Linked DNA regions of Mus musculus: region 1 is linked to region 2. The links are chromatin loops, found by intact Hi-C in ENCODE. Cell type or tissue: gastrocnemius. All regions are shown on one strand. Each heading gives the region's core, and the rest is flanking DNA. Links, peaks and the distances in the headings are about the cores only. Region 1 has its middle 54 kb from the start of Olfm4. Region 2 holds the start of Pcdh8 (protocadherin 8).

What was found. Hi-C counts contacts between places; a loop is a spot of excess contacts. Peaks named below come from ENCODE experiments on the same cell type or tissue, not always from the same donor. Only the 100,000 strongest peaks of a DNase experiment are listed, where the experiment ranks them.
Region 1: it touches region 2 in a loop (2.1-fold over the local background); 2 of 42 quality-filtered maps call a loop at or near these places.

Annotation. Positions count from the first base shown.
Region 1 is chr14:80,046,918-80,061,788 of GRCm38, forward strand. No RefSeq gene overlaps it. Among named protein-coding and RNA genes, the nearest start is that of Olfm4, 54 kb to the left of the region's middle. In gastrocnemius, for the core only: no CTCF peak of the experiment used is centred there; no DNase peak of the experiment used is centred there.
Region 2 is chr14:79,762,866-79,777,736 of GRCm38, forward strand. Pcdh8 (protocadherin 8) reads right to left here and starts at 8,447. Exons shown (of 3, transcript NM_021543.4): 1 at 5,632-8,447; 2 at 5,246-5,456; 3 at 3,907-4,882. The coding sequence starts at 8,256. The coding sequence ends at 4,506. It overlaps Gm9748 (predicted gene 9748), which reads left to right and starts at 7,043. Exons shown (of 2, transcript NR_154550.1): 1 at 7,043-7,336; 2 at 9,532-9,877. In gastrocnemius, for the core only: a CTCF peak has its summit at 6,968 (motif pointing right); DNase peaks (open chromatin) are centred at 5,799, 6,297, 7,002, 7,403 and 2 more places; H3K4me3 peaks cover 1,249 bases.

The DNA of each region.
Region 1 (14,871 bases), core at 5,796-10,795, 290 kb after region 2:
GTGAGAATAGGAGAGAAACTTAGATATACAGCAAGTATAGTTCAAATAGACTTAGGGTTGTGGACAACAAAACATGACAAATGAGCTGGGAGAGCAAGGAAGAGCTAGAATCCAGCTTTGGCTGGAAGCTTGGAGGAAATGTGATTTTTTTTTCAGGTTGAAGAGGAAGCACAAGCAAGCACCCTGTACTGGTCATGGTGGGAGGAATGGGAGTGGGAGAGAGGAACATGTGTGAAGGAGTCATGCCATGCAGGCAGAAGACGCTACTCTTGCTTCTGGAGACTTGTTTCTTAGGGGAGACATTATTCACCTCCAGAACTTACAGAGCCTCATTTTCTCAGAGCCCTTGGGGGTGGGGGAGAACAGCTGGCAGGAGGCAGTTGCATTCAGGGAAGGGAAAGGGGGCTTGCCTCAAAGGTTAGCTGAGAGGAAAGGTTGCTGGGGACACTTGGGAAGTCTTAACTGAAAGGAAACCATCTGGCGTTTAGGACTAAGCAAACTGTTTTCTATCTTTTCCAGGCTTCTGGGCGCAGTTGTCTGATGTCCATTCCCCATGGGCTTTGTGAGCTTGACTGGTGGTAGCTCCCTGGCCTGTGACAAGTTGTAACTCATGCTTGAAACTGCATGGCCCCCAGCTTCTGCACCTTTGTAGTGATGTCCCCATAGTGAGTTGATGACAGCTGTGTCTTTACGCCACCCCCAGGGGATCTCAACTGCCTCTGTGTGAGTATCCCCCTGCAGAAGAAATATGGTAGGTTTTTAATCCTGGGCACTCACATCTGGGAAACACAATCCAAATGTTAATCCATCTGGAGAGAGAACTCATCCACATCTTCTGCTGCCTGTATCTTCTGTTTTTCATCTCTGAATCTTTAAATCTCATTATGAAGCCAGAATGAGCCCCCTGCAAGCCTGTCTCCTACCCTTCAGGCGGCCTTTTAAATGCTTCTTTATGCTTGGTCTCCTTATGCTCCTCACAAACAGATCCCTTTTTGTCTGCATGTGACATAGCTCTTTCAACAGCTAAGAAAGCCCCACTACACCCCCATGAGGAAGGAAGCCATCATAACTGGCTTTCCTCACACCTGAGAGGAGATAGAGGAATGATAGATCCATTGTAGGGGTCACAGCTTCTGTGACCATGCAAAAACAAAAAAAGACGGGGACCACAATCTATCACACTTAGATGTTCGCACAGGGAATAGACTCTAGGGTTTAGAAGCAGATTTTGAATATTTGTTCCTAAATACCTCTTTCAATATGCTGTTATTTATCAGTGACAAGGTGAATAAACAACATAGAAAATGTTATTTTTTAGTGACCTATGCCTGGAATGTCCAGCTGTTTTGAAATGAAGGCACCCCACAGTCCTCAATGGTCCTACGAGCTCTATGTTGCCATCTCTCAGAGACTAAATGAAGCCTGCTTGTCCATATTATTGTCACAGTTTACTCTCTGATTATTTCTGCTGTTTTCTCCTATGCCACCCTCCAGGCAACTCTTAGAATGATTTTTTTTTTTCCCTGAAGGACACTCTTTGGTTTGACTTCATTTAAAGCCCTTTTCTTTTTTTTTTTTTAATATTTTTTTTAGGTATTTTCCTCATTTACATTTCCAATGCTATCCCAAAAGTCCCCCATACCCTCCCCCCCATTACCCTAACCACCTACTCCCACTTTTTGGCCCTGGCATTCCCCTGTACTGGGACATATAAAGTTTGCAAGTCCAATGGGCCTCTCTTTCCATTGATGGCCGACTAGGATACATATGCAGCTAGAGTCAAGAGCTCCGGGGTACTGGTTAGTTCATAATGTTGTTCCCCCTATAGGGTTGCAGATCCCTTTAGCTCCTTGGGTACTTTCTCTAGCTCCTCCATTGGGGGCCATGTTATCCATCCAATAGCTGACTGTGAGCATCCACTTCTGTTTGCTAGGCCCCGGCATAGTCTCACAAGAGACAGCTATATCAGGGTCCTTTCAGCAAAATCTTGTTAGTGTATGCAATGGTGTCAGCGTTTGGAAGCTGATTATGGGATGGATCCCCAGATATGGCAGTCTCTAGATGGTCCATCCTTTTGTCACAGCTCCAAACTTTGTCTCTGTAACTCCTTCCATGGGTGTTTTGTTCCCAATTCTAAGAAGGGGCAAAGTGTCCACACTTTGGTCTTCGTTCTTCTGAGTTTCATGCGTTTAGCAAATTGTATCTTATATTTTGGGTATCCTAAGTTTCTGGGCTAATATCCACTTATCAATGAGTACATATTGTGTGAGTTCCTTTGTGAATGTGTTACATCACTCAGGATGATGCCCTCCAGGTCCATCCATTTGCCTAGGAATTTCATAAATTCATTCTTTTTAATAGCTGAGTAGTACTCCATTGTGTAAATGTACCACATTTTTTTGTATCCATTCCTCTGTTGAGGGGCATCTGGGTTCTTTCTAGCTTCTGGCTATTATAAATAAGGCTGCTATGAACATAGTGGAGCATGTGTCCTTCTTACCCGTTGGGGCATCTTCTGGATATATGCCCAGGAGAGGTATTGCTGGATCCTCCGGTAGTACTATGTCCAATTTTCTGAGGAACCGCCAGACTGATTTCCAGAGTGGTTGTAAAAGCTTGCAATCCCACCAACAATGGAGGAGTGTTCCTCTTTCTCCACATCCTCGCCAGCATTTGCTGTCACCTGAAATTTTCATCTTAGCCATTCTGACTGGTGTGAGGTAGAATCTCAGGGTTGTTTTGATTTGCATTTCCCTGATGATTAAGGATGTTGAACATTTTTTTCAGGTGCTTCTCTGCCATTCGGTAATCCTTAGGTGAGAATTCTTTGTTCAGCTCTGAGCCCCATTTTTAATGGGGTTATTTGATTTTCTGGAGTCCACCTTCTTGAGTTCCTTATATATATTAGATATTAGTCCCCTGATTTAGGATAGGTAAAGATCCTTTCCCAATCTGTTGGTGGTCTTTTTGTCCTATTGACGGTGTCTTTTGCCTTGCAGAAGCTTTGCAACGTTATGAGGTCCCATTTATCGATTCTCGATCTTACAGCACAAGCTATTGCTGTTCTATTCAGGAATTTTTTCCCTGTACCCATATCTTCGAGGCTTTTCCCCACTTTCTCCTCTATAAATTCCAGTGTCTCTGGTTTTATGTGGAGTTCCTTAATACACTTAGATTTGACCTTAGTACAAGGAGATAGGAATGGATCAATTCGCATTTTTCTACATGATAACCACCAGTTGTGCCAGCACCATTTTTTGAAAATGCTGTCTTTTTTCCACTGGATGGTTTTAGCTCCCTTGTCAAAGATCAAGTGACCATAGGTGTGTGGGTTCATTTCTGGGTCTTCAATTCTATTCCATTGGTCTACTTGTCTGTCATTATACCAGTACCATGCAGTTTTTATCACAATTGCTCTGTAGTAAAGCTTTAGGTCAGGCATGGTGATTCCACCAGAGGTTCTTTTATCTTTGAGAAGAGTTTTTGCTATCCTAGGTTTTTTGTTATTCCAAATGAATTTGCAGATTGCTCTTTCTAATTTGTTGAAGAATTGAGTTGGAATTTTGATGGGGATTGCATTGAATCTGTAGATTGCTTTTGGCAAGATAGCCATTTTTACATTGTTGATCCTGCCAATCCATGAGCATGGGAGATTTTTCCATCTTCTGAGATCTTCTTTAATTTCTTTCTTCAGAGACTTGAAGTTCTTATTATACAGATCTTTCACTTCCTTAGTTAGAGTCACGCCAAGATATTTTATATTATTTGTGACTATTGAGAAAGGTGTTGTTTCCCTAATTTCTTTCTCAGCCTGTTTATCCTTTGTGTACAGAAAGGCTATTGACTTGTGTGAGTTAATTTTATATCCAGCTACTTCACTGAAGCTGTTTATCAGGCTTAGGAGTTCTCTGGTGGAATTTTTAGGGTCACTTATATATATACTATCATATCATCTGCAAAAAGTGATATTTTGACTTCTTCCTTTCCAATTTTTATCCCCTTGATCTCCTTTTGTTGTGTAATTGCTCTGGCTAGGACTTCAAGTACAATGTTGAATAGGTAGGGAGAAAGTGGACAGCCTTGTCTAGTCCCTGATTTTAGTGGGATTGCTTCCAGCTTCTCACCATTTACTTTGATGTTGGCTACTGGTTAAAGCCCTTTTCTTACGGGACTCCTTAGCCTAGCATAAAGTTTTACACTTCATGGACAAGGATGCCTGTCCAACCCCATTTCCACTTCATACTTTATAACCAGTGATGTTGAACAACTTCCTATTCCATGCATATTCACTGCCACACTTTTGCATGGTCCACACACTAGCATGACCCTACTGTGCGGGGATAGCCTATTGATCATCACAACTAGTTCAAGAATAGTGTCCATTCCATACCTCAGATGAGCTGACTTCTTGCTCCATTGTGTCATCTTGTCTTTCCGTTGGCTTTCTTTTGGACCACACAGTAGACAGTTGTGACTTATTTATATACTCTTTTCATCCTGAGTTAAGCCCTAGGCAGGGAATGTATCTCATTGAGGTTGTCACAATCAGTGCCAAGGACAGTGCCTGGTATACAATAGTCATCCAATGCCATTTGATGTGTGAATGGCATCAACTTATCTGTCCATGATGCAGTCAACACTCATACATAAGGAACCTGAGACTGAGGATCTTTCTAGGCTCATGCTGTTAATGGAAACAGCAATGGAATGCCTGATCCAAGACTTGTTTCTAGGCTATTACACCCCTCACGTTCTTCAAACCAAGCCATCCAGAAAGCAATGTTGGGAGGGAGTTTATGTTCATTTACGTGTTACAGATAATGTTCATTTATAAAGTCAACAGACAGTTTTGAGCAGTGAGTATAAACCAGGCAGTTCTATAGATGCTAGGTTATAAAAATAACACAAGAAAAATATGCGCTTCTCCAAGTAAATGTTCGGTATGAATAAACATACATAAAATGGATTTTAAAAATGGGTAAATTAAAGATGAGGAGAGAAGTCAGAAGCCCACAGGGTAGAATTCTATAAGCAGCAGCAGCAGCCAGACTTTATTCCAACGAGCGATGAAAAGTTATTGTACCTTTCACAGAGGGAGTTGGGTGGCTATATGGAGCAGATTCTGGAACACAGTGAAGGAGGGGCCTAAGTTACGCTACTGCAGCACGTCTAGAGATTTTTGACAGTGGCTGAGACACATGCAAGTGAAAGGAAGAGGTGGTATTCACAAACATACTGATGGATTTGTTGTAGTTAGATTTAACTACCTTGGAGAAATGGGCCAAAGCCATTGCTGTCATTTGTCTGTTTTTCAGCATCAATTTGGGGTCTGAGAGAATATATATGAATATATATTGATACTATATCAAGCTCATCTTCCTGGGTCATTGAGAACCCAACACTCAGTTGTTTCTGTTCCACAAAACTTTATTATATAAGCAATGTGATTGTTGCCTTTTAGGGATCAAACATTTACTTGTATGTCCTAAGGGCAAGAATGGGACAATACAGTCTTGGTTTAGGCCAGCCTAGCTTTGAACATGACTTTGCAGGATTTGTCACATGGACAACAAGAGTTTGGAATTAAAAGCGATAACATTCTACCCTTTGATTCAAGTCCATTACTAACTGTGTGACTTCGGCAAAGGATTTTAATCTCTCTGAAGCCTAGTCCTGTTATTTGTAAAAGGATACACACATCTCAGAGCTGGTGTCAATCTTAGTGACATGAATTATTACTAATTAGTGTTTCCCTTCTAGCGGAAAGTGGGGAACAAAGTCAGAAAGAACTCTTTCCTCTATCTTCTGGACCTTGATAGGACTGTATCCCAACCAGAAAAATCTTCATATTCATAGACAGGAGTTGGTTAGTTTGAGGGACAAAAATGTTTCTCTTTGTGGAACTTTGTGGAAAAAAAGTAAGAAGCACAACATAAGCCTTATTTTTTTGTTTTCTGTTAAAGATAGGGTCTCAGGTATCCTAGGCTGGTCTTGAACTTGATCCATAATCAATTATGATCTTGAACTTCTGATCTCTCTGCTTCTACCTCTAGAGTGCTGGGGTTATAGGCATGTGTTAGCATCTGGTTTATGTAGTGTTGAGGATCTAGTCCAGGGCTTTTTGCATGCTGGGTAAGCACTCTGCTAACTTAGTGACATCCCAGTCTTACAAATAACTCAGCTAGTGGTTTGCATTTTTTTCTATGTTTCTAGTGAGGATGACGTCAGAGTAGAATTATGTCAGCATGAAGAAGACACCCATCTTTAACTTGTGCCATGGTAACTCCTGGAGAGCCTGGAGATGAGGGTCCATCTCTTATTGGCTTTCACATAAATGTGTAATCTTGAGTTGATAAGTATAGAAAAACACCTCTGTGGCACATGCCATCTCTCTTGACACAAGTGGCTCTGGGGATAAATCAAAGCTCAGAGGTTGGGTTCTTGGCAGGCAGGCAAAGGAATGTCTGCCCTTCTGTGCACTTCAGCTTCTTGGATAATGACTGAATAATCCAGATCATGAATCACACGATGGTTCAACTTTGACTGATTGGTAGTTGATATCTGAGTAGGAAACTAGGTCTTTCCTCACTGGGGAGGGGAAGTTTGGGTGGCTAATGCTGTCTGCTGTAAATAGAGCAGGGAAGTATGGCAGCATATAGACTAGGCTTGACCATCTTTATTATGTAGATTCAGGAAAGTTTCCTGAGTTGTCAGGACTAAATGAGGAATCCAGATCTTGAATCCCACACTGTTTCAACTTTGATTGACTAGTAGTTGATATCTGTATGGAAACTAAGTCTCCCCTCACTGAGGAGGAACAGTGATGGATGATATGTGCTGCGAGCTGGCGGGCTTGACCATCTCTGGTATGGAGATTCAGGAGAGTTCTCTGAGTTGGCAGGGGCTTAATGGTATATCCATCTGGAGGCTCAAGGGCAGCAAGTGAGGACAATACTCTCCTAGGGTACCACCTTCTGAAGATGGAGAAAATGCATTGTGTAAATCAGGTGTCTTGATTTTTCACTATTTTATTTAACTAAAAAAATTGTGTCTGTGTGTTGTCTGTGCATGAGTTTGTGTACATGAGTGCAATGTTTTCAGAAGAAAGTTCTAGATTCTCTGGAGCTGGAGTTACAGGCAGTTATGAACTGCCCAGTGTGGGTGCTGGGAACCAAATTCCGTCTTCTGGAAGAGCAGGAAGTGCTATTAAATGCTCAGACACCTTTTCAGCCCTTATGTTATTTATTTTTTGACTTCTGACTTATTAGTATAATTGTCAAGAGACATCATGGCTAGGTCTCTGCTTTGTTACAAGGACCTGATAGAGAGGAGGCCCTATGAACAGTAGGGACAACAGTCTCACAAGGAAGACCAACACCCACTTAGCTTGCACAAATTTTCCTTCCTATTGCTAGCTTTGGGTGAGCCACGTGCTGATCCTCCGGGTCACATCTCACTCTTCCTTCAGTTCCACCCTTTCCAGACAGCTGCTACTGCCTATGCTCTTCCGCTGGTCATTTCAAAGCTTAACTCCACTAGGAAAAGAAGACGAAATACAGAATATGTAGTCAATGTGAGCTGAGTCTTACACTGAGTATTTACCAAAGACCTCTGTGCCTTTCATCTCGCAATAGTCCTAATATGTTAGTTCTCTTTCCACCATCTGGTAGATGCAAAATTGTAAAAAACAAAGTCTCAAAAGTGGCCCTAATACAGCAACTGGCATATTTTATGCTCTCAGCTTGCCACCTGTCAGTGGTGTAGTGGGTAAGGGATGTGTGTACATTTGTGTATGAGTGTGTATGCCCTTATATGTGCCATGTATGGAGGCCAGAGGAGAAGTTCAGGTGTCATTCCTCAGGTGCCATTTGTAGTTTGCACTCATGTTCTCTCTCTCTCTCTCTCTCTCTCTCTCTCTCTCTCTCTCTCTCTCTCTCTCTTCTTCCTCCTCCTCCTCCTCCTCCTCCTCCTCCTTCCTGGTCCTGAAGCATATTGAGTAGGCTAGTCTGGCAGGCCAATGAGCCACAAGGCTAAATCTATTTCCACTATAGCAACACTGTGATTAAAGTGTGTAGTCATGCCTAACTTTTTTTTTTACATGGTTTCTGGAATTGATCTCAGGTCTTCATGCTTTTCATAGTAAGCACTTTACCAACAGAGCTACAGTTGCTCTTCTCCAGGATGCTGCTACTGCCAACACTGCTGTTTAACCACTGGTGAAGAGTGGTTTTGACAGAGCTGCTGGTAAGGAGTGGGCTCCAGAGGGCAGAGCCTGGGCAGATACTGCCTACTCACATCCCAGCAGCCTGGGAGAGGGCAGAGATGCCTTGTGCTCTCTGAGAAGGGCAGGGAGCAGTTTCATTCTCCAGCATGGACACTGTGAGTCATAGTGCCTACTGCACCTTCCATGCTATCCTTAGGAGGTTAAGAGACTGACCAACATTGGGTTCAGGGGACCCTCTGCATTAAAAATGCTTTTAAGCAGAAGATTTGCTCTATGGCTTGTTTCTTTGTTTTTCTTTGTTTGTTTGTTGTTTTGTCTTTAATACAAGTTTTCAAAGCACTGCATGGAGTACTAGCAACATAACTTTCATTGAGTTTGAATGAGAATATATAGATAAATCACCAAGCAAGGTATCCTTGTGTTTCTCTCTCTCTCTCTCTCTCTCTCTCTCTCTCTCTCTCTCTCTCTCTGTGTGTGTGTGTGTGTGTGTGTGTGTGTCTTTGTGTGTTTAGTGGTGAGGGGTGCTAAGGAGCTACATATTTAATGTGGTGTCAATATGAATAATTTTAGAGACCTCCTGAATATTCTGTAATTACATTATCTTTACTTCTTGTGTAGCTTTATTATTCAATTGATAAAATGCTCACTGCTAATAATAACAAACAAATGATTTAATTCATCTCTTAAAAGAAAAAAAAAAAGTCTTTCCTTGAAACAGCCCAAAATGTTACAAATGCCTGAGACAGGCACGCCCCAGACAATCTTTAGCACAATTACATCTGAATAGCTTGAAAACAAGGTACTCTCTCTTTCTACCTTCTGTCTGACTGTGGTGGCTGAGAGCAAACAGGGGGGTTGCATGCAGAGTCTATGATGCACGCTAGAGTTTGTGTATTTAAATAGCAATGCTTTACCAACGTTATTCTCTTCTGGATTCAATGTGTGGACTAAAGCCTGGGGATTTTCCCATGAGTCAGTGAGAAAGCAGATGAGATGGAGATCCTCCAGCTTCACAGATAAGGGAGAGGGCACGATGCCACAGGCTACCTTGACTCTTCTGTCTGCATGGATCTGGAGGCTAAGTTCTTTGACACAGGAAAATGGCAGAGTATTGAAAAGCTGAGTTTCGCCAGGGTTGAATTGTAGCTGTGCTGTTTATTGTATGACCCAAGGCGTGTTCCCCTTCCTTCTTGTGCACAAACCTAAAGAATGGCATTACCTGCCTTCCAGCGCTGATGTGAATGAAGGGGGAATGGAAAGCACTTAGCACAGCATTTACTCGGGAAATGTTTATGCAATGTTGGCTATTATTTTTAAAATGTGCTTAATGAATGTGTGGCGAATGAATGAAGAATATGTGTTCTGATCACAAGATGCTCCGGGCAACTTTTTCCATTTTCAGTTATACCAGCAAGAAAGCCTAACGAAGTGCCAGTCTCTCCCAGGGACCTTGTAACTTCTGACTGTCAGCAGCTAGGATGCCTGCAAGTCTTCCATTTTAACTGGGTGTCTGCATTCTGCAATGCCAGCATTTGGGGCCTCTTGTGGGAACCCAAGAAGAAGCAGAATTAGGACTGAGCTGGGGGTAGGAACAGCTTGGTAGGCCCCTCTGTAGCTATAGAAAGCTAACAGCTAGCATTCATGGAACTTTTCTTTTATTGTTAGCCATCAACTGCTAATAGCACCAGTCTTTGGTTAGTTGATTTTTTTTTATTAGATATTTTCTTTATTTACATTTCAAATGTTATCCCCTTTCCTAGTTTTCTCTCCGAAAAACCCCTAACCCTCCCCCCTTGCCCTGCTCCCCAACCCACCTACTCCCATTCCCAGTCCTGGCCTTCCCCTATACTGGGGCATAGAACCTTCCCAGGACCTAGGGCCTCGCCTCCCATTTATGACCTACTAGGCCATCCTTAGCTACATATACAGCTAGAGCCACATGTTCCACCATGTGTTTTCTTTGGTTGGTGGTTTAGTTCCAAGGATCTCTGGGAGTACTGGTTAGTTCTCATTGATGTTCCTCCTATGGGGCTTCAGACCCCTTCAGCTCCTTGGGTATTTTCTCTAGCTCCTTCATTGGGAACCTTGTGCTCTGTCCAGTGGATGATTGTGAGCATCCACTTCTGTATTTGCCAGGCACTGGTGTGGGGAGCGGGTGTGGCGGCAGTCCCAAAGGCGCCAGGGACTGCAGCTAAGTCATATGACTTGCACCTGACTTCCTCATATAAGACACAAACATCTTGAGTGCTGCGCAGGTGTACCAGGATACAGGTGAATCCAATTTGGTGGAGATTTGCCCCTGCTGCCCTGATTAGCTAAAGCCTCGTGACTGGCGAGGGGGCGTGGCCTGCGGTGCGTGGATGAGAGAGAGTATAAAAGGAGTGAGAGGCTCAGGGTTCGGGGGAGATATAAACAAGAAGAATCAGGACTGAATAAACTGCTGTTAGAAGGACTGGTGGTCGCGTCGTTCTTGCTGGTCGAGAGCGGGCGCGACACACTGGCAAAGGCCTTCAGAAGACAGCTATATCAGGCTCCTGTCAGCAAGCTCTTGTTGGCATCTGCCATAGTGTCTGGGTTTGGTGGTTGCTTATGGGGTGGATCCCCAAGTGGGGCAGTCTCTGGATGGTCATTCTTTCAGACTCTGCTCTGAACTTTGTTTCTATAACTCCTTCCATGGGTATTTTGTTCCCCCTTCTAAGAAGGATTCTGAGATTCTGGGCTAATATCCACTTATCAGTGAGTACATATCATGTGTGTTCTTTTGTAATTGGGTTACCTCACTCAAGATGATACCCTCCAGATCCATCCATTTGCCCAAGAATTTCATAGACTCATTGTTTTTAATAGCTGAGTAGTACTCCATTGTGTAAATGTACCACATTTTCTGTGTCTATTCCTCTGTTGAGGGATATCTGGGTTCTTTCCAGCTTCTGGCTATTATAAATAAGGCTGCTATGAACATAGTGGAGCATGTGTCCTAATTACATGTTGGAGCATCTTCTGGGTATTTGCCCAGTAGAGGTATTGCTAGATCTTCTGGTAGAACTATGTCCAATTTTCTGAGGAACCACCAAACTGATTACCAGAGTGGTTGTACAAGCTTGCAGTCCCACCAGCAATGGAGGAGTGTTCCTCTTTCTCCACATCCTCGCCAGCATCTGCTGTCACCTGAGTCATGGAACTTTTGCTGGCACTTCACACTTAGAAGAACCCCAATCTGTAGGCACAAGTACGATCATTCACACTTTACAGATGTTACACCAGGTTACAGATGTTACACTTTACAGATGTTACACCAGGTAGAGGTTGCCTAGGATGCCCCCAGAAACCCCACAGCTTGTTACTTAGAGAACTGGGTTGAAAGCCCAGTGTGACAGATAAGCTCCAGGATTTTCCTATTGACCACTGTGCTCTGTCAAGAGTCTGAGGCTGCCCCAAATAAGATTATGCTGAGTCAGGATGCAAACTGTGAGGAGGGCATTGATCCTCTGCTCTATGGAAAACAGTTCAGAGCTGAGTGTGATGCAATCCCAGCAGAGGGAAGAGCATTGTGAGTTTGAATGAGACCCTGTCAAGGACAGGAAGGAAGGGGGAGGAGAAAGGGAGGGAGGGAGGGAGGAAGGAAGGAAGAAAAAGGAGCTAGAGAGGGAAAGGGGGAGGGAGGAAGAAAAGAGAAAGAAACCCTGTTACTTAGACACACACACATGTATATATATATGAATGAACTCTCCAACTGGCTTCTAGCATGAATCATATTCTCTCTCTCTCTCTCTCTTTCTCTCTCTCTCTCTCTGTCTCATACACACACACACACACACACACACACACACACACACACACACGTACCCCAGTTTGTAGACCTTCTTAAGCCTTCCACTCGATTAGATAGGCACACAGACCGAAGGCGTACAATGCACAACTAAATTAAGGGATTTTGAAGACAAGCGAGGAAATGGATATCCAAATGGTTTGTGCTTGCTGGAAGGACGTTTTCACAGATTCATCTTTTTTCCATTTACCCTTAAACATATTTTAGGCTTGCCTGACGGAGCTGAAGATACGAGTCCCAGTCCTCCATAGCGTGTCTGCTTCCCTTGGGGGACCTCTCTCTGCTTTGGGCAAAAAGAGCTGACAGTCAGAGATGGTAATAGGCTGCCAGATTACTTCAGGTTGTGCTATAAGTCTTCCCCTGTCCACCCTTTCTTTCCAGGGAATACTGCACTGTGTAAATTAGATGTGAGAAGGGCTTTGGCGATTAGGGAAACTGATACCTGGGCTGTTGCTCTATTTTCAGTTGTCCCAGTTCTGTCTGAGCTCTGAACCTCTATATTCAGTGACGTTCCCACCAAGACATTCTACTCACGAGACTGAGGGTAGCTAGTGCTGACGTAATGGAAATCAGCTCTGTCTACAGCCCTCACTCCTCTCTCAGGGTGTAATTGAAAAAAGTGTAGAAAAGAGGTTGACAATTCTAGTGAGTTTCTCTCTCAGCTTCCCTCTCTCTGAAGACCAGTTGGTCCATTTTTCTTTCTTTCTTCTGCTAGTTGCAGAGGGGCAGTTGAAGTATAGACAGAATCTATAGATGCTTCTAAAGGGCTGGACTCAACATTCACACTACTCCAGACTCCTGAAAATGGTTCAGAGTAATGGGTTCTTACTGGCTGTGTGATAGGCATGGACCTTTCTTCCCCTCTCTCCACCTCAGATTTTCTTTTGAGACTTGAATTAATACACACGGTGCACTGTATACAGTTCCTACTCCATCTTTTGCAATCAGCATTAGCTATTATTTTGTCAGAGTACCCTAAGTTATGAATGGCAGTCTTCCTAACAAGTATCCTATTTGTGGGGGCAAAGAACAGAGTGACATTAGAAGTTTAAAAAAGGGAACTAATGGAGACAGACAAACAAGAGAGAGAAAAGGCCACAACTTCTCTGCCATCCTCAAGTGCTTGGTACTGGGTCCTGCATAATGGAAAGAGCCGGTCTGTATCTCACACCAATTGGAAGGGACAAACAAGACTGGCTTCAAGTTTATATAATAACAGTTTTGCTTTATGAACTCGTACTATGTCATCTAAACCATTTTATAGTACATTTTTTCTTTATTTCTTTCTTCTCTCCCTCCCCCTCTCCCCTCCCTCTGCCTCCCCACCCCCTCTCTGATCTCCCCTCCCCCTCCCTCTTCCTCTCTACGTCTCCCCTCCCCCTCCCACCTCTGTCTCTCCCTCTCCCTTCCTCCTCATTGGATTCCCTTTTATTGTGGGAAATGGTGAGATATTTTGGGCTTGTAGCTGTACTCCAGGTGCTGGGCTGGCAAAGTATCCTGTCCTGGCCAGGAGACTTCCTGAGGTGTTGAAGAAGGCTGCAGGGCAGAAATGCCAGGTGACTGTGCAAATCTAGCTTGCTAAATATAGCTCGTGATTATACAGTTATTTCGTTGATTTTTTTTTCCTAATCACAGTTTACTGGAGACCTTAACCTTTAGCATGCTTAACGGCAGGAGGCTTGAAAAGCATTCTTCTGGCATTCGGTGATAAATATCTTTGACGAGTAATTATGAAAATGTATTAATATCTTGGTTATAAAGAATCATCATCAGAGTATGACCCATAGTGTCCATGGACAGGGGGGTCAGGAAACAGAGGGACCTGAGATGACTCTGAAGCAGGATATGGGAGTGAGCTCCTTGACCAAGGTGTTGCAGGCTAGGAGTACCATTGCTCTAAAGAGCTAAGTCAGATGACACTAATCATTAATCTTACAATTTCTGAAAGCTGGGAGCAACAAGAGCTTTAAACAAAAATCCATTACCTAATGCTGGGGATCAAATGCAGAGTCTCACACATGCTAAACTCCATCACGTGGGCTACATCCTCAAGCACTATAGGAGTTAAGTCTAAAGTGAACCCAAGAGGGACCAAAGAACAGAGCAGACGCTGCTTGTCTAGAGACGTTAAAGTTGTGTAGAGAAAAAAATCCTGATCACCCACTTCCCCCAAGGCCAACTGATGACTAGTAGAGTCCAGAAGACGATCAAGACCTTCCAAACTTCTAGTCTGTAGCTGTTTTGTCCTAGGTAGGGCTTCATTCTGTATCTCCAGCTGCCCTCCATCTCTCAGTTTTCCTGTCTCAGCCTGTCAAGTGCCAGGATTACAAAGGTTCACAACCATACCTTTCTAGGTCACAATTTTTTTAATTAAAAAAAAAAAGTTTATTGTAGAAGCTCTAGGGAATCCATTGAAGCTCAAACGATAGGGGTTCAGGGAAACAAAAGCAATTCTCTAACCATAAATTAAACCTAATGTGTGTGGGTATATAGTGGATATATGTACTAACAATACTAGGCAGCAATGGGGAAGTAAATGTGATTCAAGATGTGCAGAAGATGAAGTGGGACTCATCTTTGAAACTCTATGGTGGCCACATTACACACGCTGGTGCATTTGACCAGCTCTTATGACAGGGACCATGCTGATTGGGGATACCACTGGTAAACCTTATCTCTTATTTTCAGTGTAGAAAATTCTACCTGGGTCTGGGGGGACTTTAATTTTTTGCAAGAATGAGTCTATTTTTGGCTACGATGCCTACACAAAATCAACATGTCAGCATCTTTATTCTTGTTCCTTTTGGGGGAAGAGAAC
Region 2 (14,871 bases), core at 4,079-9,078:
AGCAAGAAATAGGGGGCTATTACCAGAATAGCTACCAGAAATAAATGGCTGGCAAGGGAAGGCAAATTAGTCTTTTCTACGGATCAGCCCCCTGTCAGGCTTTTCAATCCCAAGTGGCCAGCCCTAAACCCATATACACAGGCACACACTTAATGGGCTCAGCAGGTTGTATTTAGATATGCATATACTTGCATATACATAGCAAATACAGCAGAAGAAGGGGCAAAAAGGTCATAAATTCTAGAGGGAGTGTGGGAGACACAGGAGGAGCTGGAGTTGGGAGGGAGAGGGATGGGAAGGTAATAATTAAAGCACAGAACCCATGTCTAAAACCTTTAAAAAATCAAAAGAGAGGTATGAAAACAATGTGGATAGCTTTGAGTTAGCACTTCCATTTACTGAGTTTTATGCAAAGGCTGTGGGGGTAATTTGGGATGAATGGTGTCAGAGCAGAGGAGAGGATTTTCATTTGGATATGCTGAGGTGTGGGCAATCCAGACAGGTTGGGTTAGCAAGTGGGTTTTTTTGTTTGTTTGTTTGTTTGTTTTTTTTTTTCCTATTTCTGTGTTATACTGTTCAGGTTTCAGTTTGACATGTTGAAAAAAATTAAGGAGGTTTTGTGGAAGGAGTCTTAATTCTGATAATAAGTGAAGCCCCCTCCCCCGCTGAAGGAGCGGATTTAACATGAGGGTTGAACTGGTAAGATGGCTTGGTGCCTCCTCTTGTCTGCTGTTCACTTATAAGTTGGTTTTGATTCTGTTGGTGAGTTCCATTGCAGTTTGTCTTCCAGTGAGGAAAGGGAACAATAAATACTCTTTGAGTTACTGCAAAGCTATTGAAAAATCAGGATGGCATTTTGAGGTCTCTTCTGAGTTGTTGCCGAGCCCAGCGGTCCATCGAGTATCGCCTTACTCTGCTTCGGTTTGCTCTCAAAACTTACTGCATTCCAATTATACTGTTGTTGCTGAGTTCAGTACTAAAGTGAATATGCTTGCTTTCTAAAATGGAATTTTTAGATGATAAGAGCTTATATTTGCCAAGTGCAATAAGCCAGATAGTTAGCTAATTATAGCACAGAACTCATCCTGATTATATATATATATATATATATATATATATATATATATATATATATAATCTCCATAGGCATATATCTTTGCATTTGGAGACATGCATCCTGTTTTTGCTCTATTTCAGAATGCATTTTTCAATAGATGTTGAAACCACTTACATTTTAATTTTCAGAAGTGGTTTCTTTGATGGGTATTTTATTATAGGAAGAAGTTTAGGACACCCATGCCAATGGATCCACAAACAAAGATATCAAAGAGGTAATGTCTGGTTTAGCTTTCTTTCATGGCGACCTTCTTCCCCCAGGGCCATTGCCTGTCCTGGTGCTCACTGTCAGCAAGCTTCCACCTTCAGAGAGATATTTCAGTTCCAGGCACAACCTGAAAGGTTTGTGAGTTTGTATTTGACGTTTGCTTCAGCCATACTTGTTTATAAACTGTTGGTTATACAGGGGTGAGGGGGGGGGGTCCTCTGGTCTACTTGGTGATGAGCAAAACTGAGTCACAGCAAGGCGGGATGCCCTAGGTCTACCTCTTCCTTTGTGGGTTGGGTTGGGTTGAGAGTAACAGAAGAGTCTTGTTCCAAAGGATACAGCCAAGAGGAAGTAGGACAGGCAGTGTGTAGTGGGACATCACTCCAGACCAGGCTTTGTGATGAATGTTCTGCACATATATTATCTCATTTAACACAACAAAACAATACATTCCCTTTAAAATGTCATTTTAGTTACATTTAGTAGACATTTCTAGAGAAAAACCATCCTCTTGCTGGCCCTTAGAATAGATCCTTTTCTTCTTTTCAATCTAAATCATTTTAGTTGCATGTTTGCTTTGTAAAAACATGGTCTTCTAAACAGTCCTTTCTCAAGGAAAGAATACGATAATAAAATTTATAGAGTTTTTGAATCTCAAATTTTTGGAGAAATAAAAATAACCTGCACATTTCAAAATAAAATGATGTTTCTACTCTTTTCTTTTGAAAATTTAAAAGTTATACTTACCGATGGGTTTTGTGTGTTGGCGCATAGACATGTTAGGTTGCATATGGTGATGGTGGGGGTCACACAGCAACTTTCAGGAGTCAGATCTCTTCATCAGATGAGATGGGGATTGGGATCAAACTCAGATTTGGTGGCAAGCCTCTCTATCCACTGAGCCATCTTGCCGGCCCTCATTGTTTCTGTTTTGAATGCTCCAATCAGCAAATACAGAGACAGTCTGCTTCTAGAATCTTCTGCTCTGCCCTTGATAGGACGGACCAAGAATAAAGCTCCATTATTATGGGATATCTACCTGGCGAGCTATCTTCTAGAGCTGAGTTTTCCTGGCTAGGGAGATGGTTGGTAACTGACAAACATCGGTGTTTGCTTTTAGACCCTGAGAGCTGGGCAGCCAGCCTGTCAGGTGCATGCACAGCTCAGTTGCTGGCAGAAACCGCTGAACTTTGCACAGGCAGTGGGTGGTGAAGCACCATGTGCCTGACCTGCTGTTCAGCTTGGAGCTAACAATGCCTTCAATTATGACTTCAACAGGCAGCTTTGAGGGATGCTCTATTCATTAGTGTGTTTCACTCTATAATTAGTAATAAAGGAACACAGACGCTTACAAATATAAAGAGCTAAATAATAATCAAGCAGTAAAGGCAAGACATTGGACCCTTCCTCCTAACTTTGTTTCTTTCACATCAATAAACATTCTACAAGCTTTCCCCCTCATCGCTTCCCTTTGTTGAGCGATCTGAGTTCACTCTCACCCTGGATTCTTATTAGCTGTATGATGAGCAATGCTTTGTCTAACTTGCTTATGCTTCAGTCTCTTATTTGCAAAAATAGAGTTAGCCATAGTTCCTATGGCATGGAGGTAGAAGAGAATTTAATTCTCACAGAACTCTCTGTAAAGAGCTTTGCATATAGAAAAGCTTCCTCAGGAAATGCCAAATCTCATTATTATCTTCATTTTAATTTTAAATGGAATGCACACAAGGCTTTGACCTAGATGGGCTCATTTTTTTTTTTTTTATCTTTTGCATTTTGAAGGCATGTAGCCCAGGCTGGCCTTGAACTCCTGATCTTCTGCCTCCATCTTCCAAGTACTGGGATGAGAGGTGAGTGCCACCAGGTCTGACTCAATGGCTGTTTTAAACCTTCCAAAGCGACCCTCTTCATACCCACGTGTGCCCATACCACCATTGACGATTATCAGTAATAGTTTATCAATCTTGTTTTCATACAGTTCCGTGGTTTTGTTTTCTTTTGTTTTGGAACATGTTAAAGCAAATCCCAGATATGTGTCACTTCATCTTCAATGTATATGTTCCCTCATCCTTTTTTCCCCCCTGCAGTGCAGGGGACTCAAACTCAGTCAGAGAAAGCATCCCAGCACTGTACTCTGTCTCCATCCTATTTGTGTATCTTTTCGGTACACCATCTTAATAAGCAGTTTTGGATCATCTTTACCTCAAGCCCCAGCTCCTGAAGGAATTACTGGGCTCTGGTAAAATCTCTACAAATGTTTGCTTAATTCGTGGATGAACGGCTCAAATATAGCCTTCCCCCACTTTTTAGTAAATGCTCAATAGCTGTTTGTGGAAGGGGTAAGAGAGGGCAGGAACTTTGCATAGCAGCAGATGCATACGGAGTCATAAATATTTTTACAAAGTCAACAAATGTTTTTAGTTGTTGGGCAAGATTTTGCAATACCCCAAATCCCACAGGCTTGGTGTCCCCAGAAGCACCAACAATGCCCGAATAATTAGCTCTTGAAAGGAGGTTTAATTCTGGTACTGAAATTATTTGTGAATATCTGACTTCAGGCAACTCTATGAGAAGCAATTAGCAGATTCTTCAAATACATGACGAATCCTTTATTACTGTGCTTATAAGTGACAGAGCTTACAGAGAACCGAATGTAATTAAATAACAGTAACTTGAAATCTACCACAGACTCAAGATCTACAAGTTGTTAGACTTGGCAAGGCAAAAACTTCTCAAACATTAGGTTGTTTCTGGTGAAAGATAAAATCCCAATGAGCAATTCCAACACATTTTGTTTTTTGTCTTACAGACAATTCCTTTGGCAGTAACTTCCACTTAGCTTTTAATATATAAAAATATAACAAAATTTCAGTATATACAAACATTACATTACACAATGTACAGGTTAAAAACACTAAGAAAATTGCAAGCCACAAATGAAATTAAAGCCAATAGCATGATAAGAAAAATTAAATACTGCACACATTTCATAAAAATTACATTAACTACATTTTTTTTGTTTGCAAATACCAAACAGTACCAATGTGATTGGAAATAGCTTCCAACAACTTCATTTTAAGGCACATCTTGCATATTTATATATACAACACTGAAACCGGTCAATAACTTAGGGACGTGTCAGGGTGACCTGTATATGTGTGTGAAGACATGCAGGATAAGATTACACATTTTCATTGATTCCCTTCTTCGGGGACACGTATCTGCTACCAGGAGGGGATTCATAGAGGGGTACTCCAATCTCCTGCAGGTCTGGGAGCCTTCCTGGACGGGGAGGGGAGAGTAAAGTGACTGTCCTGTCATAGTCTCTATGCAGTACTTTCTCATAGACGCTCTGCAACCCTACTGTCTTGGGGAGCTGGGCCTGATAGTAATTGTCCCTGCGCAGAGGATCCCGAGGCAGGGACGTGCTCTTACAGAAGGTTGACATCTGGGCTGGTGGGTGAGGAGGGGGGTGTACGTTGGGTCCGGCACAGGATGGGCTCCAGCAGCGATCAGAATGACCTAGGATCTTGCACTCAGCAGTACACGCCCACAGTCCTGGGGGGGGGGGGAAGAAAAGAAATTCCTGAGGTTAGTATTCTAAGGCTGCACAATGTCAACGGGGTCAGGGCAGCTGGAGAGGATGGCACATGCTTTCCATGAAGATAACTTGACATAATGCAAAGTGTAGCTCCTTTGCTGGGAGAGCAGCAGCAGCAGCAACAACAACAACACAAAACGATGAATAGAATACCCTCCTTCCACGGCTAGCATCGCATTTAAAGGGAATGGGGTCCGGCTGGGACTGGAGTATTGAAGAGAGGGATGAAGGAGAGGGACTGGGAACAGAGGTTTTGAGCAGGCAAGAAGTTGGCAAGGGAGGGTGGACCACCGGACTGGCCTGGGGAGAAGCATCCTTACCACTCTGCATGTGGTTGATGAGGTCTTTTTTCAAAGCGTCCCCGCTGATGTCCGAGTCACTGTCATTGAAATCACTGTCTCCTTTGCCGCTGTCTTTCCCACTGAACTTCTCAGCTTCTCGGCCCGAGATGGTGTTGAATGAATGACCCTTCCAGACTGCAACAGGGGGCGCAGCAGGCTCCTTCCCGAAGCCTGGAGAGGCACCGTAAGGCTGCAGCAGGGAATGGGGGAGGGGGGAAGGTGTGAGGGTTGGACAGGACACAAAAAAGCAAGTGCGACAGGTTAAACATCTCCCTGTGAGAGCCCACCCTTACCCCTCCGGTTTCCCTTCTCCCAGCCTGTCCGCAGAGCACGGAGGGGGGCGCCCAGCCGAAGGAAGGCCTCACCTCGGCGTGCGCGCCTCGGAGCCGCTGCTGCCCCTCGAAGTGACAGGCGCTTTCCCCAGTGGCGCTGCCGCCCTCCGAGCCCGGCACTTCGGCCGCGGCGACCGCGGGCGGGGGCGCGTCGGCCGCGGGGCTGCCAAAGGGCGCTTTGCCGCTGCCAGGGAAGGTGAGCACGTCGAACATGTTGGGCCTGGGCCCAGTTCCCCTGGCGGTTTCATCCGGGGAGCCAGGGGCCGAGGCTCCGCCGCCCGCCGCCCCGGGCCGCTCTTCCCGGAGGGCCCCCCCTTTGCGCACCTCCTTCTTGCGGCGGTTGCAGGTGGTGGCGATGGCGATGATGGCTGCAAGCAGCAGCGTGCAGCTCCCGGCTAACACGATGATGACGATCAGCGGCGTGTCCCACTGCAGCGAAGGCCCCGACGGCGCGAGGCGAGAGCCGGGTGGCCGGGAGTGCTCTGGGCTCCCGGAGCTGGCAGGCACAGCTGACCCGCCCCCGGCTGTTACCACGAAACTGACGGTTGCAGTGGTGGTGAGAGGGGGACGGCCGCCGTCGGATATGACCAGCAGGGCCTTGAACACGCGGCCAGGAGGCTCCTGCGAGAGGTCTCCAGTAAGCATGATCTCCCCCGTGTGGCGGCCTATGGAGAAGGCCTCGCGTGGCTCCTGCTGCAGCAGATCAAAGGCCAGTTCCCCGTTGGCTCCTTCGTCAGCATCCCGGGCCTGGATGCGCGCCACAGCTGTGTCCTTGGTGGAACGTCCAGGGACCGCTACTTCTAGGGAGCCATTAGCCGGCGCCGGATGCACAAGGATCGGAGAATGATCATTCTGGTCCAGCACCCGCACTTGCACCAGAGCATTGCTGGAAAGCTGAGGGGAACCGCCGTCGCTGGCCTGGACACGCACGTCAAGCTGGCGCAGAGTCTCATAGTCAAAACTACGGAGAGCGTAGATGGCTCCGGTAGCCGGGTCTACTGAGACGTAAGTGGACACGGCTTCCCCAGAGCGGCCCACTTCGGCCTCTACCAGGCGGTAGGTGACTTGACCGTTGCGACCCACGTCAGGGTCGCGGGCTGCCACTGTGGCCAGGTAGGCGCCTGGAGGGTTGTTTTCGCGGACCGACACCTCATAGACTGGCTTGGTGAAGATCGGTGCGTTGTCGTTCTCGTCCCCCACTCGCACGGTGTAGGGCCTGACGGTGCGAAGAGGGGGTGTGCCACGGTCTTCGGCCACCAGCGTCAGGTTGTACTCCGCGATGCGCTCCCGGTCCAGAGATGCAGCGGTCACCACCAGGTAGCTGCCAGCATAGGCCGGCTGCAGCCTAAAGTGCTCGTGCCCGTAGAGGGCGCAGCGCACCTGCCCGTTGGCGCCCGAGTCCCTGTCCGAGGTGCTGACCAGCGCCACTAGACTCTCGCGCGCCGCCCCCTCTGGCACCAGCGAGGTGATACCGGCTTCCTGTGTCCCGGACCCAGTCGACGAGGCCGCGTCCGCTCCTCCGAGTGCGGCGGCAGCGGCGGCGGCGGCGAAGGGCGAGGTGGCTGGAGCCCCCGGGGCGGCCAGAGGAGTGATAGAAATTTCAGGAGCGTTGTCGTTGACGTCTCGGATGCGCACGATAACCTTGCAGGTGGCTGTCCGGGGCCCTGGACCTCGGTCTTGAGCCCGCACGTCCAGCTCGTAGGTGTCCTGGCGCTCGTAGTCCACCTGCCCAGCCAAGGTGAGGCGGCCAGAGCGCGGGTCGAGCCGGAAGAGGTGGCGGGCTTCGGGAGGGGTGCGGGCGCCGAAGGTGAACACAACGTCGCCGTTGGGACCTTCGTCGGGATCGGCAGCGTCCAGGTCGAGCAGCAGCGATCCCACAGGTGCGTCCTCGGCCAATTCCACCTCTGCCACGGCACCCTGTGGGAAGGCCGGGCTGTGGTCATTGGCATCTAGCACACGCACGCTGAGGGCTGCTGTGGCGGAACGCGGCGGTCGCCCGCCATCCTGAGCCACCAGCTCCAGGCTGTAGGAGGCCTGGCTCTCGCGGTCCAACTCCTGTAGCAGCACCAGGTCCGCACACTGGGCACCGTCCGCGCGCGTCTGCAGCTCCACGCGGAAGGGGCTGTGAGGCTCGGCTAGGCGTACACTCTGCAGCCCGTTGGCACCCACGTCCTCGTCCACGGGCACCTCCAGGGGGATGCGTGTGCCTACCGGAGCGCTCTCTGAGACCTCCACCGGGATCTGGGCTCGGGGAAAGCGGGGCGCGTGGTCGTTTACATCCCTCACCTCCACCTCCACGTGCACCAGGCGGAACTGTTCCTGCGAGAAGCTGACAACATCGAAGGCCAGCACGCACTGTGGGGACGGGCCACACAGACGCTCACGGTCCAGGCCCGCATCCCCGACGGTCAGCTGCCCGTCGCCCTCGCGTACCCGGAGCAGAGAGCTGTTGAATTGCTTCATCAGGCGGAAGCTTGTGTCTCCAGACACTTTCATGTGCAGGTCTTCTGCAAGGGTTCCGATGACTGTGCCAGGGGCATCCTCTTCGAACGTGCTGTATCGGACTGTCTTGCTCTGGGCCACTGAGAGCACCCAGCAGAGACTAAATAGCTGCAAGGGGAAAAGGCAAGGGCTGCCCCAGCGCTTCGCAGGACTCATATCGCCAATCCCCAACTGCTATTCCGAAAGGCTAACCTAAAGAGTCTTCCCCGGCGTGCAGATCGGAGCGTGAGTCCCAGGCTCTGCGAGCCCCGTGCGGGAAAAGCTGCAGCTCCGGCTCGGGCTGGCTCGGAGGACGCGCAGACCCACCCTCACTCGGCGCCTCCGCCTCCTTTCCCTGGGCTGGAGCTGCGCTGGCGAGCGCCGCCTCCGTCTTTATAGCTGCCGATATGCAAATCACTGGAAGGGGCCAGCCAATGGTCGCTTAGCCACAGCGCCGCTCCTCCGCCAACCACCGACAATCCCTTTAATGTGGAAAGGCTTAGAGGAGAAAACAGGGAAGGAAAATGAGGGAATCTTTCCTTTGTTTTAAAAACTCCTGCTCCCATTTTCTGTTAGCACCTTGCTTGCAATGAGTTAGCACTGGGCTCTGAAGTAAACGAAGCTGATGATTTTTGGAAATTGGGTGCCAGGCACCCGGTCTCTTCTGCCCGCCGCTGCGGGTACTAAGCCCGAACAAGCTGGGTTTCTCTTCAGAAGCTCCGGGTCTCACATCCTACCCCCCATCCGCCCCTTTATTTTGCATTTTAAAGGCTTCAAAACTTGCTCTGGGGAGCGAGGCTCTCTGTTCGCCTCCTCCCTCAGCTTCCCACCGGTGTGGGGAATAACCTGTCGATGAAGAAGAGTGAAGGGTAGAGCAAAACTGATTTTATTCACATTTGTGTACGCAATTGTGTTTTGCTCGTGTGAGCACCGGTGCCACTTGCCTTTCAGAAAAGAGCCCTGCGATACACGTTAGTATGCATGTCACTGTTCAAATGGCTTCCTTAAGCCCTAGGTGCTAGCAGGCAAGGAAAAATAAAGTTCCAAATAGGATTTAGCATAAGCTTGAGGAGATTTGGAAAGGTTTCAAAGATCAGACTGTATCAAAGGCTTATGAAGCCCTCGTTAGTAGTGGAAATAGAATGGCGTGGCAGGCGATCCCATTGGAGGCCCCGATGTCTGTATTATTTCACTATGACAAGCTAGAGGGGGAGAGAAAGTTGAACAGTTTCCACAGTAGAGTTGGGCTAACTTGAATATAATGAGCAAACGCCACATGTCTCCATTATGCCTCTCTATTCACCCTCAATCCGTGCCATAACTCTCAGGCTAAACGGTGATGGGCGCTGAATCCCACACAATACCGGGTTCCTACTAAAGTGCATTTAGAGATCGTTTTCCTCCTGATGCCTTGTTCCGCCTATTTAGAGGATTTGCTTTCTGTTCTAATAGGGCCTCTCTGGAAGCAACACTCGCCCTGTTCCAGAAGAACAAAATCACAGCGTGACGTTGAAACCTGGCAGGAACCTGGGGTAACTTAGCCATCTGCCTATGAAACCGTAGAACTTCAGCATTACCACTTTCCCTGGCTGGGGTCCTCGAGATGCCTCCGTAGGTATCCAGGTATCTCCACTCCCGGAGCTGAAGGACAGGTTGTGCCAACCTGGAACAAGACTGATTCTTATTGATTCTTACCGAAGGACTCTATTGAACAGGCGATGTAAATACACAGGAAGAAGGGAGAGTTACAAACACAAGTCACACACTTGGAGAAATAAAGACAATGAGTTTGCTAAGCATGTTGCATTGGGCCTCTATTCTTCGGAATCTGGACCATGTTCCTTCTGTAAGGGCCTTTTGCAGGTCTCTTCCCTTCAGACTCATTTGGACCGCTTTCAGAAGAGGAGCAGGGGTTTGCCCCGAGTAGGGAGAATACCTGAGAGGTAGGACTGGGTGGACAGTGCACTGGAGGGGATAGGGGATGTTTGGGATTGCAGGAAATGCATTCTGAGCCATTAAATAAAAATCTTTATGGGGTTGAGGAGGGGCAGTGGGTAGTTTGGGGGCTCCCTTCATCTTTTCCACCTTCCAGTGCTGGTATTTGCAGGCAGTGAGGCCAGATGTCTGAAGCCACTGAGACATTAGAAAGGCAACACTCCTACAGAACCTTAATTTCTATTCTCCCTGTCTCTCTGTCTTTCTCTCTCTCCGTCTCTCTCTCTGTCTCTGTCTCTCTCTGTCTCTCTCTCTCTCTCTCTCTCTCTCTGTCTAGTGCCATTTTAGGTTTTGGCTCTCACCCTGGGTGGAGAGATAAATATTGTATGAATGCTCAGTCTTTTTTCGAACCCCAGACCACCCTGACCTGGACCCACACTTGACTCTTGGCTTTTCCAGGCTCACTCCCTCTTCCTTTATGGCCTCTCTCAGACCCACACCCAAACAGGTTCGGAACCTTAGTGATGGACAGCAGCCAACCTGGGAACCTTCGTTGTCTCTGGCACTGTGCTATCAAGGCAGAGAATGTGTTGGCCTGGACCTGGAGGGAACATGAGGTGGGATTTGACCACGGTTCTGTAATACACACTCTCTCACAGCTCAGTGTCTGGGAGCTGAACTCCAACCTGAGATTCCAGGTTTCACCGAGGGAGCTCAGCAGGATGCTAAGTGCACTTCCTGTCACCTTCTCTCTCTTCCCTCCCACACCCCCCAAAGGCAAGTGCTTGGAAAAAGCAAAAGGGCAAGAAAGGGCAAACAAGAAGCCCAGCCGCGGCAGAAACGGTTGGGGAGGTAAGCCCTAGGTTTGAAGACTATTGTCCACCGAGGAGGAGCCTTGGCAGCAAAGAGGGGTGGGGGGTGGGGTGGGGGGAAGTCGGGGGTGGATCGTCAGGCTGGGGAAGGACTGCTAGGAGCACTGTGCAGCCAGTGTTCCCGGGACTGGCAGGGCTGTAGGTCCAGGTGTGAAGGCACGCGAGCAGGGAGCTCCCGCTGGCCGCCCGCATTCGCCAGATAATGGAAAGACGATTTAAAGCAGCGTGTTAGCGGTCACTGCAACTCCCGGAGGAAAAGAAATGTCTAGGGGGGCGAGGTCTGGAGGAAAGTCGGGGAAGGCGACCGCAAAGGGATGGGAGGGGGCAAGTCCACCCCCCACCCCGTGCGGATCCACCCACAAAAGCTGCCCTGATCGCCTGGTTACCATGCCAAAAGGTCTCAAAGGAGCCCCTTTCTCTCGGTTTTAGCAACTTTGCCCGCAACTGTCTCGCGCAATCCTGAGAACAAACACAGCTCCACAATGGCCGCGTTTTCTCGAGATGCAAATGTCGCCGGCTCGGCGGAGCTGGGTTTCTGTCACCGCGTCTAATGCCTGCATTGTGAAGCTCGCGTGCAGACCTCCGGATTGACACAGGCATCACGTGATGGATTAGGGCTCTAGGAAAGTTTTCAAAGCAGCGACAATGGGGGGCTCAGCCTGATCCGCTATCTCCCACAGTTTAGCCGGAAAGAAAAAAAAAATCAGGATATAGTCTCATATGTAATAGGATTATCTTTTCCATTTCAATTTCTGTACCGCATGTAATTTATTTTTAATTAGGATTATATCTGCCAGGAAAGGGAACTAGACTTCGCTGGAAAGTGTAATTCTAAGGATGGATGGAGAAAGGGACTATTTTCTAACATTTTATCTTTAACAACAACAAAACCCAGGACCCATGATTTCTTCTCTCTACAAGCTCACTCCATTGAATAACTCTCCCATGGAATCCTGTAACTGGTGATCTGCCATGCAAAGAACAGACGAAACTGCCTTTTGCAAAAATCTCTTAGAATTCCCAAATCTCTGAATTTTCCTGGGATTGACATGTAGAAATGAATGCAGCAGAGCTCCTTTGTACACTCCAAATGTTTATTCTGATTTTTCTCGTTGTCAATCCTGCCAGAATGAGTTTTAAATGTTACACTAAACCAAAGAACAGCATAATGTAATTACATCTCAGCAGACAAGCAGTGGGACAATTTGGGGTGAAAGTAAGTGCTGTTTAAAGGATGGTTTTGGATTTATCCCAATGCCAGATGTTCTGAAACTCTGGTCCACTGTCTTGGTGACCAAGCCTTCTGCATGCTTTGTGTGGTGGGAAACCCTGGGGATACACTTTACCTGGCAGGAAGTAGCACATGGTCTTTGTCATAGGAAACTGCTATCCTTGGGTTCCAATCTCATCGTTGAGAAACCACTGACATGCGTTATTACCCGATCTGAGCACATTACCTGATCTCTTTGTGTCCTAAGTCACTTCATCTATGAAAAGGGGCAGGATAATGGAACCTGTCAAGACTGTCTGGAGAACTGTGTAAGATGATATACTATCAGTTGGCTATGAACACAGGTTATTTCCCTTCAAGTCACTGGGGAAAAAATATCAGAGACTATGCAATAGTCACTTTTTTAGGTGAGGGGTTTGTTTAGGAAAGAAAAGGAGAAAGGAGATAGAAGGAAGGGAGAAAGAAACACATGTATTTCTGGTCTGCTTCTTTGCTTTCAATTCTATGGAAATAAGTGAGAGCTGTGTGAATAGGTGCCTGGGCTGAGCTCAGAGAGTTTCCGTCTCTGTTCTAACTATCCGTAGGCCGAAGGCTTCTAGCCTCCATACAAGCTAATCATCCAAGATGACTGGTTACATCTGTCTTCTCTTAGCTTCTGACTGAATTGCTCTGCCTGGCTTCATACTAACATTGGCAGTGTGTTCTAGTCTTCTGGCTCCTTCGAATTCTCTGGTTTGCTCTGTCTTCAGCTGTGTCTGGTTTGTTCTCTTTGTTAACCTGTCCCTGTAAAATTTTCCTGGTAAAACCGTCAAATACACACACCACCCATCTCCCATCATCGCTCTCTGCCCCTTCACTGCTCCTAAGTGGCCTCTCTTCCTCTGCTGTTCTCCTGTGAGTCGGGCGTATCTTATCTCTGACTCTGTCAAATCTTTCTCTGATTTGTCACTCTGTCTGCCCCTCAATTAGATGTCACTTTCAAACATAGCTCTTTCCTTTTACAAACCAACCTTATCTTCATTGTTAGGGATGGAAGGTGTGTACTAAGGGTGTGTCTGTATTCTAGCCAGATCTTCCTACTGTAAACCAGCGTGTGTTTGCATTCCAGCCACATCATATCTTTGGATGCAATTTCTTGTCCAAGCAACCATATTGCTGGATTAAAATTCCTCTATAAATTTGAGTAATTTCCATGCTCTCTCGTCATTTGAAGGTCTTCTATAGTTGAAATTAGACCATAACTAAAAATATAAGTCAACCTTTCCCCTACTTAGTTCCACAGAGGTCATCTATCATCATTGAAACCAACTACACATAGTCATTTGACAAGCAGCAACCCCTGATGAATAAGAGACTTTAGTTTTTTAGGATTCTACAGAACAGCAGGTAATCTCCTGGGACTATTCAGAATCAACCTCTGAAAAATGCTTGGTCATGTGTTTCCTCTTGGCCTTTACCTGCTGGAGTTGGCACAATAAAACACTGCCCACCAAGTGGCTAAAATAACAGACAATGTACTTTCTTATACCTTTGGAGGCAATAAGCCCACGACCAAGTCCAAGATCTAAGGTTTCTCTCCTTGGCTTGCAGATGGCTGCCTTTTCACATGATCTTATGTTGTCTTCTCTCTACATGCATGAGCAGTCCCTGATAACTTCTTCTGATTTTAATTTCTTCTTTAGAGGTCCTGTCTCTAAACACAGTCACGTTTTGTGGTATTTCAGTGTTGACCTCTCAGATTGTGAATTTTCAGGTGACAAAGGCAATTATATCCTCATCCTCTATTAAGTCTCAGTTTTGTGACATGTGCTATGAGAACAGAAATTAAAAAAAAAAACTTGTTACAATATAAATAAATGGTTTTGAGAAGAGAGTAGAGAAATTTCTTATCTATAATTTCAAACAGGTAATCAAGATCGACATACTGGCTAGTTTTTATGGCAACTTGACACAAGCTAGAGTCATCTGATAGGAAGAAATGTCAGTTGAGAAATTGAGAAGGCCCATAGATTGAGCTGTAGGCAAGTCTGTAGATCATTTTCTTAATTAGTGAGTGAAATTGGAGGGACCAGCTCATTGTGGGTGGTGCCAACCTCTAAGATGATGGTCTTAGGTTCTATAAGAAAGCAGGCTAAACAAGCCATAAGGAACAAGCCAGTAAACAGAACTCCTCCATAGTCTTTGCATCATCTTCTACCTCTAGGCTCCTGCGCTGAATTTCTTTGATAGTGAGCAGACATGGAAGTATAAGCAAAATAAACAACTTTCTTCTTAAACTGCTTTTGCTCGTGTTTCATTACAGCAATAGAGACCCTAACTAAGACAGTCAACATCAAAAGTCATGTCGATGGTATGCACCTTAGACATGATATGATGAAAATGGCCCTTTATGTCTATGGTCTTCCTTAGAACTATAGAAACCTACTCTAATCATGAGAAACATACCTCACAAATCCCAATAGAAGGATATTCTACAAAAACTGATTAACATTCCTCAAAACTATCAAGGTCATCAAAGAGAAGAAGAATGTGAGAAGCCTTAATAGCCCAAAGGAGGATAAGAAGACAGTCAAATGCAATGTAGCATCCTGGAACAGAGAAGAACATCTGTGGGAGTTGGGGAGATGGCTTAGCTGGTAAAATGCTTGACATGCAAAAGATGAGGCCCCAAGTTCTAGTCATCAACATTGGAGTAAAAGCTGATATGGCTTCGTAATTCCAGGGCTGAGAGGAAGAAATAAGAGTATCGCCAAG